Regions from separate parts of the Homo sapiens genome. Here all the other regions are linked to region 4. A link is a contact called in ENCODE Hi-C data. All regions are on one chromosome and are shown on one strand. The core of a region is the stretch at or near the end of the contact, and the rest is flanking DNA. Distances in the headings are between cores, read along the strand shown.

The links. Hi-C counts contacts between places; a loop is a spot of excess contacts on that map. Pooled maps may share reads with other maps.
Region 1: a map of naive thymus-derived CD4-positive, alpha-beta T cell shows a loop between it and region 4 (26-fold over the local background). The contact joins the promoter of PTS here to the promoter of KBTBD3 in region 4. A Hi-C loop is called at or near these places in 2 of 168 maps with a recorded cell type or tissue (CD8-positive, alpha-beta T cell and naive thymus-derived CD4-positive, alpha-beta T cell) and 7 of 50 pooled maps.
Region 2: a loop to region 4 is called in a map with no recorded cell type, with 11 times the contacts of the local background. The contact joins the promoter of ARHGAP42 here to the promoter of KBTBD3 in region 4. A Hi-C loop is called at or near these places in 2 of 37 single-sample maps with no recorded cell type and 4 of 50 pooled maps.
Region 3: a map of CD8-positive, alpha-beta T cell shows a loop between it and region 4 (21-fold over the local background). The contact joins the promoter of ALG9 here to the promoter of KBTBD3 in region 4. A Hi-C loop is called at or near these places in 3 of 168 maps with a recorded cell type or tissue (CD4-positive, alpha-beta memory T cell, CD8-positive, alpha-beta T cell and naive thymus-derived CD4-positive, alpha-beta T cell) and 9 of 50 pooled maps.
Region 5: a loop to region 4 is called in a pooled map, with 11 times the contacts of the local background. The contact joins the promoter of PPP2R1B here to the promoter of KBTBD3 in region 4. A Hi-C loop is called at or near these places in 6 of 50 pooled maps.

The regions. Positions count from the first base shown.
Region 1 is chr11:112,224,984-112,227,683 of GRCh38, forward strand. PTS (6-pyruvoyltetrahydropterin synthase) reads left to right here and starts at 1,445. Exons shown (of 6, transcript NM_000317.3): 1 at 1,445-1,543. The coding sequence starts at 1,461. RefSeq lists silencers at 1,316-1,725, 2,083-2,377.
Region 2 is chr11:100,685,989-100,688,688 of GRCh38, forward strand. It overlaps ARHGAP42 (Rho GTPase activating protein 42), which reads left to right and starts at 1,300. Exons shown (of 24, transcript NM_152432.4): 1 at 1,300-1,844. The coding sequence starts at 1,691. ARHGAP42-AS1 (ARHGAP42 antisense RNA 1) reads right to left here and starts at 1,967. Exons shown (of 2, transcript NR_133571.1): 1 at 1,645-1,967. RefSeq lists silencers at 670-964, 1,015-1,204, 1,505-1,674 and enhancers at 901-1,611, 1,325-1,374, 1,695-2,064.
Region 3 is chr11:111,870,265-111,872,964 of GRCh38, forward strand. It overlaps ALG9 (ALG9 alpha-1,2-mannosyltransferase), which reads right to left and starts at 1,317. Exons shown (of 15, transcript NM_024740.2): 1 at 1,088-1,317; 2 at 1-106. The coding sequence starts at 1,218. RefSeq lists a silencer at 953-1,262.
Region 4 is chr11:106,076,043-106,078,742 of GRCh38, forward strand. It overlaps KBTBD3 (kelch repeat and BTB domain containing 3), which reads right to left and starts at 1,305. Exons shown (of 4, transcript NM_198439.3): 1 at 1,270-1,305; 2 at 465-665. AASDHPPT (aminoadipate-semialdehyde dehydrogenase-phosphopantetheinyl transferase) reads left to right here and starts at 1,620. Exons shown (of 6, transcript NM_015423.3): 1 at 1,620-1,851. The coding sequence starts at 1,669. RefSeq lists enhancers at 1,098-1,217, 1,228-1,337, 1,648-1,887.
Region 5 is chr11:111,765,012-111,767,711 of GRCh38, forward strand. PPP2R1B (protein phosphatase 2 scaffold subunit Abeta) reads right to left here and starts at 1,378. Exons shown (of 15, transcript NM_002716.5): 1 at 1,237-1,378; 2 at 283-373. The coding sequence starts at 1,350. RefSeq lists enhancers at 404-1,307, 1,194-1,373, 1,394-1,443.

The sequences.
Region 1 (2,700 bases), core at 195-2,694, 6.1 Mb after region 4:
AATATCCAGAATCTACAAAGAACTTAAACAAATTTATAAGAAAAAAAATCAAACAACCCCATCAAAAAGTGGGCAAAGCATATGAACAGACACTTCTCAAAAGAAGACATTTCTGCAGCCAACAGACACATGAAAAAATGCTCATCATCACTGGCCATCAGAGAAATGCCAATCAAAACCACAATGAGATACCATTTCACACCAGTTAGAATGGCGATCATTAAAAAGTTGGGAAACAACAGATGTTGGAGAGGATGTGGAGAAATAGGAATGCTTTTACACTGTTGGTGGGAGTGTAAATGAGTTCAACCATTGTGGAAGACAGTGTGACGATTCCTCAAGGATCTAGAACTAGAAATATCATTTGACCCAGCCATCCCATTACTGGGTATATACCCAAAGGATTATAAATCATGCTACTTTAAAGACACATGCACCTGTATGTTTATTGTGGCACTATTCACAATTGCAAAGACTTGGAACCAACCCAAATGTCCATTAATGATAGACTGGATTAAGAAAATGTGGCACATGTACACCATGGAATATTATGCAGCCATAAAAACGATGAATTCATGTCCTTTGCAGGGACATGGATGAAGCTGGAAACCATCATTCTCAGCAAACTATCACAAGGACAGAAAACCAAACACTGCATGTTCTCACCCATAGGTGGGAATCAAACAATGAGAACACATGGACACAGGGTGGGGAACATCACACACCGGTGCCTGTCAGGGAGTAGGGGGCTGGGGGAGGGATAGCATTAGGAGAAATACCTAATGTAAATGACGAGTTGATGGGTGCAGCAAACCAACATAACACATGAATACCTATGTAACAAACCTGCACGTTGTGCACATGTACCCTAGAACTTAAAGTATAATAATAATTAAAAAGAAAAAAGAAAAAGAGAAACGAGGGTCTTGCTCTATTGCCCAGGTTGGACTCCTGGGCTGAAGTGATCCCTCTCCTTCTCAATAGCTGGGGCTACAGGAGTGCGTCACCACGCCCGCCTGGCTCAATTCCTGCTCCTTTTGGTCTATAAAGCGGACTGTGGCCCTGGGGTTCATCCGATTGAGTCACCAGTCACTGGAGCTTTACAGGAGAGAGTGGGAGAGGAGGCTCAGAGAGGTCACTCAGGACCCAAAGTGTGCCCAGACGGGCCCTAACTACGTGGCGTGACCTCAGGCGGGGCAAACAGATCAAGGACACAGGGTCCCCACCCACCCTGACCACTCCAGGGTATGCTTAGGTATCCCAAATCTTGCTCTCCGAAGAGATTCAGATAGCGAGAGACACCCTTAACTGTCTCCCGAGGCCGGGATTGGCCAGAGCGGAAGCGGAGACGCACTTCCTAGGGGCGCGTCTGGCACGCACTGCGCAGCCGCGGTGGGAGGAGGCACCGGCCGCGCGGCGGGAGGAGGTGCCGGCCGAGCACCGCAGACAGCGCCGGGAAGATGAGCACGGAAGGTGGTGGCCGTCGCTGCCAGGCACAAGTGTCCCGCCGCATCTCCTTCAGCGCGAGCCACCGATTGTACAGGTAGGGTGTGCACACAGGTACAGCGGCGGGCGGTGGGCGCCGGGCCCCGGAACGTCACCGGGGCGGGGCCGGCGGGCGTGCTGACGTCGGGCCCGGGAGGGGCGCGGGGGCTGCTGGGGCGACGCGCGCTGGTCGGCTTCGTGGGGCTTCGGACGGCCTCCAGCATCCTGATGGGGGCTGGAGTGTCCCCAGCCCTGGAGGGGTGGGGGAGCTTGATGGTTAACGGAGCCGACTGCGGAGGGCGATGGCCCACGTCTGGGTGCGGGGCCCACACCCGGTTCTGCGACTCGAAGAAACGTCTCTGCCCCTAGGAGTCCCTTGGTGTAGACCACAGGGTTGCTGTGAAACTCAGCAGTGTTAAACTCGCCTATGTTACACAGTACCTGGCGCGGCGTAGACACTCAGTAAATGTTAGCTAATCTTGTATGCCAGGAGCATTGGCCACCATATCTAATGTAATTACAAGGCAAATTTTAGCCCCTTTTTTACCAAAGACTGGATGAACCCAGTCCCTGGTGGTCTAGTGGCTAGGAGAAAAAAAAAAAAAAATGAGCCCAGACGTTCAGTTTCCGAAGCAGCATAGTTGGGATTTGAATCCCGATCATACATACTGCTTGCATGCACTGACGAGTTGATTTTGAGGAATTTTACCACGCACTAACCAGCTCCACCCTCTGGCCCTCCGTATCGTCGTCTGTGAAATGAGGATGACCATCGCTATCTAACAGGATTCATCCCTCCATTCGCTAAACCAGGTTTTGTTTCGTGCTTGTCAGGGCTTGTGCTAGGTAACGGATGCATCAGGGATCTTGTATGGGGTTTCCAATCTGGCCTATTTTGTGGAGGGTACACTGAGAAAATTTTGTGCAAAAGACTTTAGCACTCTAAATACAAGAAGTGGCTGAGCAGGAGAAAGTGGGGGTGTGTTATTCCATTTTGCATTGCCACAAAGGAATACTGAGACTGGTATTTTATAAAGAAAAGAGGTTTATTTGGTTCTGCAGGCTGTACAAGAAGCATGGCACCAGCATCTGCTTCTGTTGAGGCCTCAGGGACCTTCCACTCATGGTGGAAGGCGAAGGGCGAGCAAGCAGGCAACTCACAGGGCAAGTGAGGGAGCAAGAGAGAGGAGAGGAGGTGCCAGGCTTTTTTTAACA
Region 2 (2,700 bases), core at 50-2,549, 5.4 Mb before region 4:
CCAGCTAATTTTTGTATTTTTTAGTAGAAACTGGGTTTCACCGTGTTGGCCAGTATGGTCTCCAACTCCTGACCTCAAGTGATTCTCCTGCATCAGCCTCCCAGAATGCTGGTATTACAGGCGTTAAGTCACTGCGCCTGGCCCATACTGTTTACATTATCTTATCTGTTTTAGGTTTACATGTTATTTTTAATGTTCCTGTACATTTAAAAAATTGAAACCAAGAATCTTGACTGGCTCTGAAACTTAATTGGGAAAAATGTAAAGCACTTTAGTGGAATTTTTCCCATGATCTGTAGAATAGTTTTTAAACAGATGGTTCATATGGACAAAGCAATGAAAATGCAGAAATTAAAAGCAGATCCTTAAGAACAATATCCGAGTTCTCAGAAATCCTATAGATGATGTCAGGACGAGATGTAAAGCAGTCGTTTCTTTTGCTGTCAAGGTTTTAAGAGAACAGAAATTTATTAGGTGAACCTCCACCGGAGGAAGGATAAAGCCTGTGGGTAGGAGTTAACTATTTATTTCAAACTCCAGTCCACTTCAACAATTTGAAAATTTTCCCGCTCCTAGGACAATTCCATCCAGGTGCCAATAGGAGATACTACTATTGTGATGCAAATAGGTATTCTACTAGAAGTAGGAGCACGTAAGCAGAGTGAGGATGACTTGAAAAATCGTCCCACCTTCCCAGCTATGGAGTGGGGGCAGGGGGAAGAAACACCTCCAGGCTGGATCATTGAAGCTGAGGGGTGGGAGAGCGACGGGACAATTTTTCAACGTGGAATTCAAATGCATTCGGTGGGGAAGTGTGAAGTAAAATCTAAACGAACGCTAGACAGTAGTATCTTCCATCTACGCTTCAAAATACTCAGACTTTAGGGAAACTTAACGTTGGTTTTTCTCCCAGAGAATTGTAGGGAGTGGGTGGAGGGGACACTGTTAGGGGAGGTATATTGGGAGTCAGATCCTTTTGTGGAGCGAGGGACCCCGAAGTGTCACCAAGGGCTAGCCGAAACCAGGGGCCCAAGAGGGGACAGGGCTAACACCCCAGCCAAGGCCGGAGCGCAAGCGCGGGGCTGCAGCGCGGGGAGCCCTGGAGCCCAGTGCGGGCGGACGGGTGGGGCAGGAGGGCAAAGGGGCGAAGGGGCGGGGTGGCGCTGGGTGGGAGCGCGGCGGCGGGGAGGAGGGTCTGGGAGCCCGGGTGCGATTTGCAAGCGCTCTGAGCCTGCGTCCGCCGAGGGGGAGGGTTTCCCCAGCCCGGCCGGAGTTGCGGCTGTGCGCTGCTTCTGGCTCACAACGCCGACGACTGTCAAGAGAGTTGGGGAGTGGAACTGCCGGAAGTGTCTGCGCGCCGTGAGAGAAACTTTCCTGCTCCGGCCGCGGCCCGGAGCCTCGCCGCCCCCGCGTTCCGAACGACGATGCGTCCAGATGACAACAACCTGAGGGGACTCGCGCCTCGGCCCGCCGCCCGCGCCTGCGCTCGCCTAGCCTCGGGGGAGGAAGACTGAGCCCGGCGCAGGCGGCGCGGCGCTCGGGGCCCGTTTCCTCCGCGCAATCAGTCCCCTCGCGTCCCGGCGCCTTCCCCGCGATCGCGCGACCCCAGCGCCCGCCGCGGCCGCCGGCTGCCCCCGCCCTGACCTCCGGCCCGGACGTGTCCGCGGCCGCCGCTGGCAGCGCCTGTGCCATGGGGCTGCCCACTCTGGAGTTCAGCGATTCCTACTTGGACAGCCCAGATTTCAGGGAGCGCTTGCAGTGTCACGAGATTGAGCTGGAGCGAACCAACAAGTTCATCAAGGAGCTCATTAAGGACGGCTCTCTGCTCATTGGGGCGTTGAGGAGTAAGTAGGGCTGGCGGGGGAGTGGACACCCGCATCTGGAGAGTCCCCGCGGGGTGCGGGTCCGAAGGGTGGGTTGGAGGAGTCGGAGCTTCTTTTGTTTGAATGGATTTGGGGACAAAAGCTGAAGAGCTCCCCTGCTGGTGGCCAACAAAGTTTGTTCTTGAGGTGTTCTTTACTTACTCACATGTCTACAGGGATGGGGAAAGTTCTCTACAGGGCACTGGAATATATCCTGAGGAAAGTCGTTCAAAGTCATCTCGTTGTGTAATGCTCCTAGGAAGATGTTGGGGACTTTAATTTTTTTTTTTTAATTTATTGTGTCTATTAATAGTTTGAACTAAAAAAGCCCTTAAGGGGGGAATCAAGAGTTTGTCTTAAAGATAAAATTAGGCTAGTTTAGTGATATTGAAAGAAAATTATTAATGTCTCTCATACGTCAGTGGCTCTTCATTGGACACAGTCATTGAGTTGGCTTTTTAAAAAGCATACATTTGCAGTTTTGCCATTTTGTAAGATAATGGAAGACAGCAAGGCACCAGTGCATTTTAACTCTGCAAGTTTTCTGTGCGTCTTAGTTTTGGTTTGCATTGTGTGGGTGTTGGGTGTGTCATTGGGATGAAAGTTAAGGGGTTAAAGGCCAATCAGAACTTTTGATGATCTGTAGAATATAAAGACTGTTATAGTCTATAATATAGGGCTTCTTCCACCTCCTTTCCCATACACCTCTTGATCAAATTTTCCTTCCTCCTTTTATCCTCTGGATCTTAGCTTTCAATTCCTAAGACCTAAGAGTATCTGAAACTGAAGAGTTTCTCTTACAGAGAATTGAGCACAATTACATGATATGGCTTGTTAC
Region 3 (2,700 bases), core at 67-2,566, 5.8 Mb after region 4:
AGAGATGTTGCTCAGGAGAGCAGCACATAACCTTGCTGAAAGCAGACACTTGAAAGCAGTAGATCCTTCAGGTGCCCAGACTTGTCCTGCTTTGTTCCCAGATAACCTGTTCAAAAGCAAAAAAAAAAAAAAAAAAAAAAGCATGTCAGGAAGGACCTGCTAATCAGAAGACCTAAATCTAGATAGAAAGGACAAAAAGGGCAAGGGACATCAAAGCACTTAAGTTATTCACCTAAAAAGGTGAATAGCTAGTTGTTTTTTCTCAGTAAAATTAATAAAAATTCAGATTTTTAAGAAAAAATTTTTATGAGATAGGGTCTTGCTATGTTGCCCAGGCTGGACTTAAACTCCTAGGCTCAAGTAATCCTCCTGCCTCAGCCTTCTGAAGAATTGACTTTAATCACTCAATCACTCCTTCCACTTCCTGCTTTTAAGGCATAAATTAACTCATACACTTTAGCTCAATGCATTTATGTCACTCCATTTATCCCAAGCCAACTAATCACTCACTTGAAGGCCACAAAGCTGTCATTCTCCTTTTCTTTCTTTTCTTAACAAGGTCATTGCTTTTGATGGCTTTATTCATTCCCCCTTATGTTCAGATAGAAGCCTAGGTGCAAGGTACATAGCCTACTCCAATTCCATATGTTGACAGCTCCCTTAATGCAGTTCTAACCTGCAGCCTCCAGGGTTTGGGAAGAGGTGATGGCGGGTTGGATGGGCCCAGTAAAGGGTCGGGACTTGAGGGAGAATAAAAGGAGCTGTGAGGAACAGCCGTAAAAGGTATACTCTTTGATCCTGTCTACATCTCCCACAGAGGCTGTGCCCACTCTAGGCCTGGCCCAGGAGCATCACAGATCCGCACTCCAAGGCAGTTTTACAGCGCAGTGGAGGGATCTAAGGTGGGCGAAGACTGAATGCTGACCCGCCCAGGAAGACCAATAGGACCTAGCTGAAGAGGGAGCTCGGGCCTCCCGCGGTGAGGCCAGGCCGGACTGAGCCCCGCGCGCCACAGCTAAGACCCTCCCGGGGGCAGCCCCGAACCGCCCCGCCGGCCGGCCACGCCCCTGCCGCGCCGCACACGTACTCGGTCCGGTGCTCCGCGCCGCCCGCCTCTCGGCTGCCCAGCAGCTCCCGCAGCTTGTCCGCAGCCGGGGCCGTATCCCCACTGCTGGCCCCGCTGCCCTTCAGGCGCTGCCGAGCCCCTCGACTAGCCATGGCAAGCCTGGGGAAAAAAGAATTCGGCACCCTATGAAGTCGGTGAGCGCGCAGACATAGCTTTGGCTGGCAAACGGTGTCCGCCGAGGGACAAAAGACCTTGACATGCGCAGAAAATACTAAATTATAGCGTTACTGGGCCAATTGGGGCAGATCCCCGAGTAGCGAAGAAATAGAACCTGAGGAGTTTCTTCATCAGGGCTGTCCCATCCACCTGCTTCTAACTCTAGCCATTCCTACCTCCCTCCAACCCTCTTTTCCGTCACTTTTCAGCATTCTCCATTCTCAAAAAAAAAAAAAACCACCTCTCAGCTCCCCTATTTAAATGAAAAAACAAATAGAAAGTGATTAAAGAAATCTACATAGTGAGATGTGAAGTATTCAGTTAAATATCACAGCACAGCTATCTACTAAAAGGTCCTTAAAATGTCATTTTTAACACCTTGCCTTCTCTGTATTTTGGTAAGAGTGACAGAGGCAGCCTGTAGCTAAAAACTGCTTCAGAGAGACAAACCGGTAATGGCAGAGTGTAGACTGATGAAATTCTGTGCGGCAAATTGAACCAGATGTCCATCACTGTCATCGCTACTACGGCATTGTGGTAGGCATTTTACATATTTTATCCTTTTTAAACTTAATACAACAACCTTGTTTTATTTACCAGGAAACTAAATAAACTTGGAGCTAGTAAATGGTGGAGCTATGTTCCAGCCCAGGACTATCTTACCGGAAAGCCCATGCTCTCTCTTCCCACCAGATCTGGTGAAAGGTCTTCATTTCCTACAATCATTTTTATACTGGCACATTGATGATATCATACCTGTGACCCCCATATCTTGGGGGTCATTCATCTAATCCTGACACTCTATCCACTCCTCTAATCACAGAGCTATATCCTACCCTGTCGAGCTCCATGCCAGTAACTGGGACAAGTTTATAGAGGGAATGCTAATCTCTTGACAAGGTCTCAGAAGGTTGTGATTTCCTACTAAAAATTCCCAAGTATTGAAAATGGAGATTGATCATATTGCTCAATTCTCACATGCAGTCATTAGTTACCAAGTTCAAATATCCAGCTTAACTCTTTTTTTCTTTTCTTTTTCTTCTTTTTTTTTTTTTTTTTTTGAGACAAGAGTCTTCCTTGCTCACCCAGGCTAGAGTGCAGTGGCACAATCTCAGCTTACTGCAACCTCTGCCCCCTAGGTTCAAGAGATTGTCTTGCCTCAGCCTCCCTAGTAGCAGGGACTATTGCCACCACACTGGCTAATTTTTGTATTTTTAGTAGAGATTAGGTTTCGTCATGTTGGCCAGGCTGGTCTGGAACTCCTGGCCTCAAGTGATCCACTTACCTCAGCCTCCCAGAATGCTGGGATTATAGGCGTGAGCCACTACACCCAGCCTAACTGTATCTCATATACCCATCTCCTCCTTTTCATTTAAGTCTAATGCAGGTCCCTCCCTGTCTACGTAGGACTAACACAA
Region 4 (2,700 bases), core at 55-2,554:
AAACGTAATGTATCAAAGTTATAAAAATCAGTTTAAAACGACAAGAAGGAAAGGTTATATGATTCTTAGTTAAAAATGGAGAAGTGAGTTATGATCATTGCTGATATGGGTATTAGTATCACTTACGTATCTTTACACTGTCTCTTATTGTACTTTTTATGCGTATGATTTATTTGCCTTACCAGATTGTAAGCTCCCTGCAGCTGGTAAGCAGATTTTCAACATGGCAGCTGACACAGGCTTTTGGTTAGCTAAGATGATATATTAAGCCAATAATTCGTTTTACTGTCCTTTGGGGATCTGAATTTGTGTGTGTGTGTGCTCAGAATCCCATCTACTTTCGAGGGATTCGGGGGGCTTATGATATCACGAAAAGTTAATGAAGACAAGTATAGATAAAAACATAATAGAACCCATCTTAAATAGGACAGAAATCATAGGCAGGTAATTGTGTTAATTACTACCGCTGGCCTTTGGCTGATATTTCCGGGCAGTCAGAGGAAGAAGGAAATCGGCTGAATCCCGCAGTACCGCACTTTAATCGACCTCCAGGTAGTCATTTACAGTCATCTGCAGAGACCAACTTTTCCCTGGACCAAAACCTGCAGGGCACTTGGATCGCGTGGGCTTTCATACGAGAGTCAACAACAGCCTACACGGAACAACTAAGGAAACAGACATACATCAATATGACCCTTCGCAAAGTCTGAGAAAATAACTGAGCAAAGTTATTTACTTGTTTCTGTTGCTGTTAGAGCAAGGACCTCTGTCATGATGGAAACACTGATACCTCAACAATGGAATCCTGTTTTCTCGCTAGTGCTCTAGCCCAGGCTTGGCAATAGCAAAACAGCACCTGGGTCGCTTCATCGCCCCAAATAAACAGCCAGCATTAGCTCAGCTGCTCGCTGGCAGCCTCGGATCCAGGCGGGGTCAGTGTTGCGCACTGGGGATAGTGCCTCTGCTCGGCCTTCGGAGGGAGGGTTTCAGGTAGGCTGCTGCTAAGGGTCGGGAGCGTACTGTGTGAGGGTGGGTCTTAGGCTGATGCGGATGGGGGCAGGGAAAGAAGGAACTCAGGGCTGATGCGTTGCACAACTGCAGGGGGCACCACTGCAGACCCCCTCCTAGAGATGGAAACCTCTCGTGCCCCGTACACGAAGCAGCTGAAGCCAAGGACATTCTCTTCTCTGTGGGTCACAGGGGCCAACTCAGACCCTGAGAATAAGGGCTACCATCCCACTCCTCCCTCAGACCCCGGAGCTCACCCACCTGCAACTGCAGTCTCCGAAGTCTCCACCCCAGTCTCCCTGCCTCCAGAGGACTGGTTGCGATTGGCCTGCACCGCTGTCCCGTTAACTCTTCCGCAAGTGTGAGTGGCGTAACTGTCGGGCTCTTGGCCTTGGTCCCGCCCTTCGCTCGCCTCCGAAGCCTCGCCTACTTGACGTCATACAATGCCGCAAAGCGCAGGGCTGATCTCCGTCTCCGCCCCCAGCTGCTTTCTCCGAGAGGAGGTGGCTGAGTCGGGGGCGGGCTGGGAGGGCTGTCGGTGGGCCAGTCTGCGTAGCGACGGCCCGTCCCCTGCGCACGGACGCCGGGAAGAAGGGGGTGGGGCCACGTTTGCGTCCGCGCCATCAGGCCCGAGATAGCGGCGAGGTCCGCTTTCAGTGTATGGTTTTCCCTGCCAAACGGTTCTGCTTGGTGCCATCCATGGAGGGCGTGCGCTGGGCCTTTTCCTGCGGCACTTGGCTGCCGAGCCGAGCCGAATGGCTGCTGGCAGTGCGATCGATTCAGCCCGAGGAGAAGGAGCGCATTGGCCAGTTCGTCTTTGCCCGGGACGCTAAGGCAGCCATGGTACTACAGGTCTTTTTTGGTATTTAGAGCCTAGGAAGCAGATCTTGGGGGAGGCGGGCCGGGCTGTGGAGACCCGACACTCCCGCGCTGGCCGCGACCCTCTCGCTGTGGAGCCTGTGGCCGGCCCGGGCGACAGCAGCCGGCGCTGCGGAGTTGTGGGCGACGCACGGCCTGGTTTCCACGGCCTTTGTAACCGCCTTGGAGGCCGCGATGGCTGTAAACATTATCTCTTTCCCCTTGTTATTTCAAATGGAGACCCTCCTAAACCATGAAATAAGTGTAGGGAAGGCCGACAAAATTGGGTTTTTCTGTAATGAATGTTTTTATGTCTTTATCTTTAAATGTTATTTTTTTTTGTTTGTGTGCGTTCATAGCCTATGCTTATTCTGCCTGTTAAATATCCCATCATTCTCCAAGGACTCCCTGCACGTGGTAGGCCCTAGAAATTATTGACAGTATGATTTAGTTTGTAGCCCTGCGCTCCCCGGGATTGAAGCCAATGAAATTGAAGCCAGAGAGGATACCTTCCTCACTAGATGCCATGGGAAACAGTATTTTACGTAGATTTATTTATTTTAGCTATGTATTTTGAAGCAACAAATGGAAAACTGGATTTCAAAACAAGTAATCTGTACAATATGGTGCAATTTGAAACAACCGTGAATTACCATCATTTAAAAGACAGTCCTTTCTTAAAAATGTCCCATATTGAAACACTTTCTGTTTGAAATGTAGACTAGTTGATAATTTTTAAGGCACATTGGTGAAAATTTTTTACTCATTTGTAAGGAATTGTAAAATAAGCTACATTTAAAAGCCTGCAGTTTTTAAAAGTCAGTGTTAGAATTG
Region 5 (2,700 bases), core at 128-2,627, 5.7 Mb after region 4:
GTCAAAATCCTAACAGCATTTTCTTTCTTCTCAACCGTCTTCCTGTATCTGCTTTGCACAACGAATTAGAAATTCATACTCCCGTATCAATTACTTTCAATAGCTAAATGGTTGATGTTTGAATATATCTAGCCACAACTAACAATATACTCTGTTCTGTTTCTTTTGCACAAAAAACACCTGGCTCATTTTAATGTGGGTAATAAACTCTAAAAAAGTCAGTGTTGAAAGCTACTGGAAAATGGAATGTCCCTACCTTTCTTTAAACAAAGATTCACATACCTGTAAGAAATGGCAACAATTCACTTCGGGTCCTTTCTACTCCAAGTGCTAGGGCAATTGTTGATAACTTCTTAATACTGTTGAGTCGGAGCTTCAGAAAAGAAAGTAGAAAGAAGAACAATGTAAAGAAACGGCTGAATTTAGATCAAAAGACAAAAGGTGCTAACAGGTGAAATTATGACACAGGGGTAAGAATGAAGATAACCTTTCATTTAGATTTTACTGTTAAGGAAGCTCATAAGGACTTCCAAAAAGAAGTGTAACTCGGCCTCACTAGCCGGCGGAGGATTTCCCAGGAGAAACACTCAGAAGGGACCGGAAGAGAAATGAAGGAAAGACAATACAACACCTAGGAAGTAAGATAATTTTAAAAAGAGAGCACTTTGGCAGTGGTGAAGCAGGTGAAACGGTTGAATACAACACCTGTGGTTTCAAAGAAAAGTTCCCACAGAGCGGATACACTACTCGTCCAGATTAATCGGCCATCCCACCCCCGCTTTCTACCCAACAAGCCGAGCCAGTTCCAAGCCGAGATGAAGGGATCCAGGGGCACTTCAAAGGGCTTCTGGGCATCCTGCGCCCCTCAGCCGCTCCAGCCCCGTCTCGGCCTGGCACCGCGCTTCTCCTGCTCCCTCGCCCAAGAGACGCGGCCACCTCACGGCCCGGATGGGGCGCCCAGGCGGGAAGCGGGTTCCCCGACAACCGCCCGGGAAGGGCAAGGCTCCGGGCGGACGCCTCAGGGGGTCCGAAGCAAGGTTACTAGAGAGGTACCCGGGAGGGTCGGGGCGTGTCACCACAGCCCCTCGCGGAGCATTCCCCGCCTCCCCTTCAAGTTTCTGCTACGAGTCCGACTCATTCAGTACCTCGGCCACCCCCACCGCGACGCAGGCCTTCCCCCTTCTCTACCACGCGACCAGCCGGTCTCGCCTCGGGTCCCCGGCCTCAGTCCAGTACCTGCACGTCTTCATTGCGGAGCTCGTCGATTAAAACCGCGATCGGGTATAGCGAATCATCTCCATCTCCACCCGCTGCTCCTGGGCCGGTCCCGAGCTCTGATGCGCCCGCCATGTTCTTTCTCCTCCTGCTGCTGGTCACCGCCTCCCGCCCCGCGCCCAGGCCCCGCCCCGCGCCCAGGCAGTAGGGACGAAGGCCGCCACGCTGGTTTAGCCGAAGTTGGGGAGCCGCGTTTCTGTCCCGATGATTAAGGCTCCCTTCTGACCCCCACTGCAGGAGTTGTAGGTCTGAACTCAAGAAGACGGGTGGGCTAAGAAAGCGAATGGAACCCCTGCGTCCTTTCCCCAGCCGAAAGAAACAGGGACAGGGATTCATCCAGCTCGTTGTAGTCTGAAGGAGCCAGGAACCTACCTGAATGATCTGCGCTGTGCCCTCTTAAGACTCAGGCGGACCAAAGAGAGTGCCCGAGGCCAGGAGGAAAAAGGCTTTAGCACCTCCCCTGACTTCTTCCTGGCCCTGAGCCACTGGATCTCCAGCCCTAATTTCTCCGCTCAGACTCAAACTTCCACAGAACCCCTCCACCTCTTCCCGCGGCTCTTTCTCCAGAATGGTATCTGGCTCCTGCTCCGTAAGACAAATAACGCGGGCGGTGAGAGAAAATGAACAGTGCTGTCCAAACTCCCCAGTCAATATTTTTTCCACGCAAGCTGTTAAAAACATGCTGCTCTCTTGTTTTTGTGTTTCTTTTCAGTTTGGTACTGGAATGGTGCCTTCTGTTGTATTTTCTTCCTCCCATTTTTTAGCTCTTTAGCATGCTAGAAGTACAACAATGAAGCAAAACTAGGACAAGCTTTAATCCTTCCAAATTGGGTGGGGTGGCTACTTTCTTGAGCAAGAAAACCCAAACTGGCCTCCCTAGACCTCCAAGAGTCCTCAGAGGCAGCAAGGGGAAGAGGTGGAGGTCTGGGAGCTCGTTCTTACAAACCTGAATGGAAAGTTTTCACTTACCCCTGTCAGGGTAGCACAGAATAATTAGAATGTTTTGTTTGTTTTAGACTGGAATTTAAGCAGCTTGGAGTGATAACTACATATGGTGATCACAAGCTCCGAAATGGTAATTCTATGTGCCTGATTAATAAAACTATAAATGCAGTGTAGGAGACAAACTTTTTTAAAACATGGGATTCTGAGGCCGAGGCGGGCGGATCACTTGAGGCCAGGAGTTCGAGACCAGCCTGGCCAACTTGGTGAAACCCTGTCTCCACTAAAAAATACAAAAATTAGCTGGGCTGGTGACGGGAGCCTGTAGTCCCAGCTACTCGGGAGGCTGACATGAGAATCGCTTGAGCCCGGGAGGCAGAGGTTGCAGTGAGCCAGGATCGCACCACTGTACTCCAATCTGGGCGGCAGAGTGAGACCCCGTCTCTAAAATAAATAAATAAATAAATAGCGTTCTTGGAAGTA